Linked DNA regions of Homo sapiens: region 1 is linked to region 2. The links are chromatin loops, found by intact Hi-C in ENCODE. Cell type or tissue: chondrocyte. All regions are shown on one strand. Each heading gives the region's core, and the rest is flanking DNA. Links, peaks and the distances in the headings are about the cores only. Region 1 holds the start of PCDHB2 (protocadherin beta 2). Region 2 holds the start of PCDHGB6 (protocadherin gamma subfamily B, 6).

Region 1 (2,920 bases), core at 317-2,816, 310 kb after region 2:
AGGGTGTAGGAGGTTTGGGTGAAGGCGGGGGCGTTGTCATTGACGTCGGAGACCAGCACGGTTATGTTGTGCTCGGTTTTCAGCCTGGGTGTCCCGAAGTCGGTGACGGTGATGGTGATGTTGTATTCGGATCTGGTCTCCCGGTCCAGGGCCGTGCTTATCACCAGAGTGTAAAAGTTCTCAACAGAAGGTTTCAAGAAAAAAGGAAGATCATCTTGGATGGAGCACACCATCCTTCCGTTGTCTCCGGAGTCAGGATCTGAAACGCTGAATACAGCAATGAGGGTGTCCTGCAAGTTTTCTGGGATCTGATTGATAAGTGTCGACATAGTTAGTTCCGGAGGATTGTCATTCAAATCCATCACTTGGACAAATACCACACAAGTTCCAGATAGGCCCCCACCATCTGTCGCCTGAATATTTACTGTGTATGTCTGGATGGATTCGAAATCCAGTTTCTGTCTTAAAAGCAGTTCTCCCGATTTTGCACTTAATCGAAACGTTTTGCGAATGTCTTCAGATGCTTGGGAAAATGCATAAGATATTTCTCCATTAGTTCCAATGTCTAAATCCCTGGCAGAGACGATGGCAACCTGGGATCCAACGGGGCTGTCCTCCGGGATCTGCACCTCATAGAGCAGCTTTGCAAACTCTGGGACGTTGTCATTGATGTCCACAACTTCAATCCGTACCAGGGCCGTGCCGGACCTGGGTGGACTCCCGCCATCTAGCGCTGTGAGGGTTAACCTGATCTCAGGCTGCTCCTCGCGATCCAGGGCTCTGTTCAGCACCAGCTGTGGTAATATTATGCCATCGAGACTGTCTTGTAAATTAAGATGAAAGTGGAAATTGGGACTGATTGTGTAATTTTGGAGACTGTTGGTTCCTACATCCAAGTCCTGGGCACGTTCTATTAAGAAAGTAGTTCCAGGAGTGATACTTTCTGGAATTTTCAAAAGTATTTCTTTGTCTAGGAAAACTGGGGAATGATCATTTACGTCCCTAATCCGTAGCTCCGCCTGAAAAAACTGCAAGGGATTTTCTAGTAACACCTGGAAAGGTAGGACACAGGGCTCTGTGGGGCCGCACAGCTCCTCCCGGTCCAATTTCTCATTTAACAACAAATCCCCGGTCTGCCTATCGAACTGCAAATGCATTTTTTTTCCTTTGGAAACGACCCTGGCCCCCCTCACAGCAAGTTCTCCTATCTCCAGCCCCAGGTCTTTTAACAAATTGGCCACAAAGGAGCCACTCTCCGTTTCCTCGGCCACTGAATAGTGCCTAGGCTGGCAACTAGCCTGAGCTATGCCCAGCAAAACAAAGAATATCAGGACTTGCCTTTGTTTCGGAACGCGCTCCTTCCCCTCTCCGGCCTCCATTGCTTTCTGGTCTCTCACCAAACGTGCTCCAGCTCTGGCTCACGTTGTCGCTAACTCTATCTCCCCGTATCTCGCTGATACTGGGATGAGTGGACAATCCTAGGGCCCGGATTTCCCGGAGCGACCGCCTTAGAAAGCCTCCTCTTCCTGCTTGCTGCTTCTTTAGCTGAGTATCTGGGTAAGGGAGCGTCGGCTGGGTGCTTTGTTTCTGCTACTTCTAAGGCTGCAGCGCCACCCCGCGTCTCTTCCGAGTATTTATTTTCTCCTAAACTTTAAGAAAATCCCAGTGCTTTCTTTCAGGCTGATGGCAATCGAAATTGAGTATTTTCAAGTAGTGTCTCTCAGTGTACCGAAGTCTTATTGGCGTTTCGAAAGGCTCTTCATTGCACCCATAGAGACAGGGCAAGAATAAATAAATCTTCACTTCCCTCACAAATCCAAGCTTTTTTTTTTTTTCAAACTGGAAAAAATAAATTTCAGAACCTGGAAGGGAGTGATCTCAGTCCTAGCATGCTTCGGAAAGAAGGCTTAGACTAAGAAAGTTCTATTTTTATTCAGAGTTTGGGCATGTGTGCAACTCAGTGGTGGTTAGATTACCATCATCACACTCAAACCCAGCTGAAAAACAGAGACCCAGGAAAAGCACAGAATCCAAATAAGAGTATTTTAATGGGCACTGAAATAGTCTCCTTACTCATATTTCTTTCTTTGCACTGCTCCCACTTCACATTTTCCTGAACTTTGATGTGTCTGAGCCTCATGAAACTCTCCAAGAGCAGCCAGATATTTCCTTATTGTAAATGTATCAATATTATTTTCCTTTCTAATGCCTAGGAGAACTTTCAACATAACCTCAATTCAATTACCACATCTAGCAAAGAGCAATTTCATAATATTAAATAGCCAGTAAATATTCCAGTTTCCCCAATTATCTTTAAAAATGTCTTTTCAGTGATGGTTTCTTCAATCTGCTTCCAAACAGGGTATATATGTCATTGTTTGTTGTTAGGTTTTTTAATTTTGTCTTTTTGTTTCTTTTTTAATGTTAATATAAAGAAGTTATCAAGCCACAGAATGACATGAAGGAAACTTAAATGCATATTTCTCAGTGAAAGAATCCAGTCTGAAAAGGCAATGATACTGTATAATTCAAATTACATGATACTCTGAAAAAGGCCAAATTATAGAGACATTTAAAAGACAAGTGATAGCTAGGAAGAAGAGGGAGGGGGATGAAGAGGTTAAACATGGGGTACTTTACGATACTACAATGGTAGATACATGACATTATGCCGTTGTCAAAATCCACAGAACTATACAACACAAAGAGTGAACACTAAACTATGAAATTTAGTTAATAATTTACCAGTATTGGCTCATCAATTGTAACAAATGTACCACAGTAATGCAAGATTTTGATAACAGGGAAACTTTGAGTGGGAGAAAATCGGTATGTGAGGGGAACTGTTTGTACTATTTGCTCAATTTTCTGTAAACTCTAAGGCTGCTTTAAAAAATAATTTTACTTTGGGAGGCCGAGG
Region 2 (2,920 bases), core at 144-2,643:
TTGTCGTTTTCATCAAGGATTTCTATGATTACTTTACACTGGGTAGAGAGACCACCTCCGTCCTTCGCTTCCACTTCCATGGTGTACCTTTCTACATCTTCAAAATCAAATGACTGGTTATTCTTAATCATACCTGTTTTCTCATCCAATGAGAACATATGTTTTGTGCTCTGGGCAGTGCTTCGGAAGTAGTAGTTTATCTCAGCATTGACCCCCTCATCCTGGTCAGTGGCTGTCACTTGCAACACAGGGGACCCAGGGGGCAGATTTTCACTAAGACTAATTCTATATTCGTCTCTGCTGAAAACCGGGGGGTTATCATTGGTATCCTTGACAGAAATTTCTATGTGAGCGGTGGCACTTCTTGGTGGGTCCCCTCCGTCCAAGGCAGTCAATATCAAGCTATGAGATCTCTGTTCTTCCCGGTCTAGGAGTTTCTCCAGAGATAACTCTGGGTATTTGCCACCATCGGAATTAACTCTAACCATTAATGAAAAATAAGGATTAGAGTTTATCTTATAATCTTTAATTGAGTTTATGTTTATATCAGGATCCGTGGCAGGGTCAAGCGATAGTCGTGTACCAGCGGATGCAGATTCGAAAATTTCTAAATGTATTTCCTTTTTATCAAATTGAGGGGCGTGGTCATTAACATCCTCAATCACCACAATGACATGAAAAATATTTAAAGGATTTTCCACCACAGCTTCCAATTGCAACTCACATCTTCTTCTCTCTTTGCATATTTGCTCACGGTCTATTCGGTTCTTCACAAGTAAGTCCCCGCTCTCCGCGTCTACGCTGAAGTGCAGCTTCTCCGCGCTCACTCGCAGCTTGCGAGCCGACACATCCAGGACACTGAGCCCTAGATCCTTAGCGAGGTTCCCCACCACCGAGCCCTTGGCCAGCTCCTCCGGAATCGAGTAGCGGATCGGCTCACTCAGGGTGGGGTAGAACAAAGGCAGCAGCAAAGGAAATAGCACCTGCCGCGGGCCGGCCCGGCGCCTCTGCGCGCAGCTCCCTCCCATCGTTCGCTCGGGTTCTCGCTGGGTCCCCGCTTTTCCAGTTGGAGAAAGTGCACTCTACCGCGCTAAAAGAGCATTCGGCCCAGGACAGGAGGAGTCCCGGGTCTCGGAGCTGGCAATCCGCTGTGCTGGGAAAGGTCTGCGCAGCCGGGAGGCTCTGTGTGGGAGCTGGTTTTCTTCTTTCTGTTGTTGGCTGCGCAGGGAATCCCAGGCCAGAGGCTGACGGATCCCCGGCGTCAGCGCTTGCTCTGCACTGGCCGACAGCGGCGCCCAGAGGCTCCGTGCGGGACAGCAGCCCGGTTTTTCATTTTGAATTCGGTCTCCGAAATGTATATATTCTTCGAAAATGCAGGTGTACATCCCCCTCAAATTTTGCTCTCACCATAATATTATAGTAGATATTTCTATGCTTTGTGTTTTAAATAAATCTATTATGCACAATTTCAAACTTATACAACAGTAGGGAGTATATATAGTGAACCTTCACATAGCCATCACCCCACCTTCAACAATGATCACCACAAAGCCAATCTTTGTTTAATATATACTGCGCTCCCCCATTATTTTTAAGTAATACGAGATATAGAATGTCAACCAATGCTTCTTTTTAAGATGAGACATTAAGGTCAAGAATTTTATCTTTCAGCTTATGTTCTACAATCTGTTACCAATGCACAATAAGTTAAGTCCTACATAGCCTAAGAAAAACAGAAATAAAGATTTTCCATACTCCATTCAGTCATCTGTCTGGTGAGCCTCGTGTTCTGGTTTTAAGGGCAAGAGACATTTTTGTGGTATCGAATAGTAACTACCTACCATGACATACAAGCCTTCATGGATATCTGTTATGTTTTCCCCAAATTAACATACATTTCAATATTTATAAATACTAAGTATGAAGGCTACTCCTCAGAACAGAAATTGTAACAATTTTCTTGTTGCATGGTTAAAAATATGAGCCTGAAGTATGCTTTATTTTTTTTGCTACCCACTTAAGGGGGAAAACGTGTTTGAAATAATTAAAATGTCTGTATGTCATAAAGGATTCCCAGACACTTCAGCTTTTTTTTCTTAAAAATAAAGCAACTGAAACCCAAATAATTACAAACAAATAAAACAATTCTTCATTTCCACAGAAATGCCAGCAGTCATCAGTGTATCTATGGATCACATGTTTAGCATAGAATTTTGAGTCAACTTCAAAGCTTATTTTCAAATGTCTTGTGAAATGTTATTTACTATTTGAAACAACACTATGTTTAAAATAACATTAAATAATACATTATTCTCTTCCTTATAGCTAAAAACAGTAAAATAGTTTTAGAATCTTCCCAGCAGTTCCTGAGAATATTTTCTTAAATTATATCTGATATGCAAGTTCATTTCTAGACTCAAAAGTTGGAGAATTGAGCCAGAAATAATATATAAGTGAGAGAAATATTTTTAATTCCTTGTTTTGTCATTTCACAGTGTCCAGTCTTAGAAACTTCTCTTGAGCAAGCATATACTATAGAAAAGAAGAATGTCCTACTATTCTCCATAATTTAACATTAAAGCATTAGGAAATTAAGACCTTTGAAGATATGAGAATAAAAGATGTGACAACTTTCACCATTAAAGGGAAAAAATTGGTTTACTAGGGTTTGGAAGTGGATAACTGAAGTTTGAATCTTCGTCAGAAAATATCTGTAAACACAAACAGACTTTACACACTTGTGATCTGAAAAATATAACCTCAAAGAGGTGTTTTCCTGTCATAGAAATGGAAGAATAGAAGCAATAAATCTGGGCTTTCAGCTGTTTCTCTAAGAAGAATACATTTACCTTTTTATCAGTTTACCCTTACAAACATAGTATGACCTGAATAAATGATCGTAGGAGTAAGAATTTGCTGG

What was found. A loop is a pair of places that touch in the nucleus more often than their neighbours do. Peaks named below come from ENCODE experiments on the same cell type or tissue, not always from the same donor. Only the 100,000 strongest peaks of a DNase experiment are listed, where the experiment ranks them.
Region 1: a loop joins it to region 2, with 5 times the contacts of the local background. A loop is called at or near these places in 3 of 110 quality-filtered maps.

What each region holds. Positions count from the first base shown.
Region 1 is chr5:141,093,250-141,096,169 of GRCh38, reverse strand. It overlaps PCDHB2 (protocadherin beta 2), which reads right to left and starts at 1,555. Exons shown (of 1, transcript NM_018936.4): 1 at 1-1,555. The coding sequence starts at 1,379. It also overlaps PCDHB@. In chondrocyte, for the core only: CTCF peaks have their summits at 1,363 and 1,603; no DNase peak of the experiment used is centred there.
Region 2 is chr5:141,406,311-141,409,230 of GRCh38, reverse strand. The region is part of intron 1 of PCDHGA1 (protocadherin gamma subfamily A, 1); the gene reads right to left. The region is part of intron 1 of PCDHGA2 (protocadherin gamma subfamily A, 2); the gene reads right to left. All of the region lies in intron 1 of PCDHGA3 (protocadherin gamma subfamily A, 3), which reads right to left. All of the region lies in intron 1 of PCDHGB1 (protocadherin gamma subfamily B, 1), which reads right to left. It also overlaps PCDHGA4, PCDHGB2, PCDHGA5, PCDHGB3, PCDHGA6 and PCDHGA7, and 6 more genes. RefSeq lists an enhancer at 752-801. In chondrocyte, for the core only: a CTCF peak has its summit at 1,303; no DNase peak of the experiment used is centred there.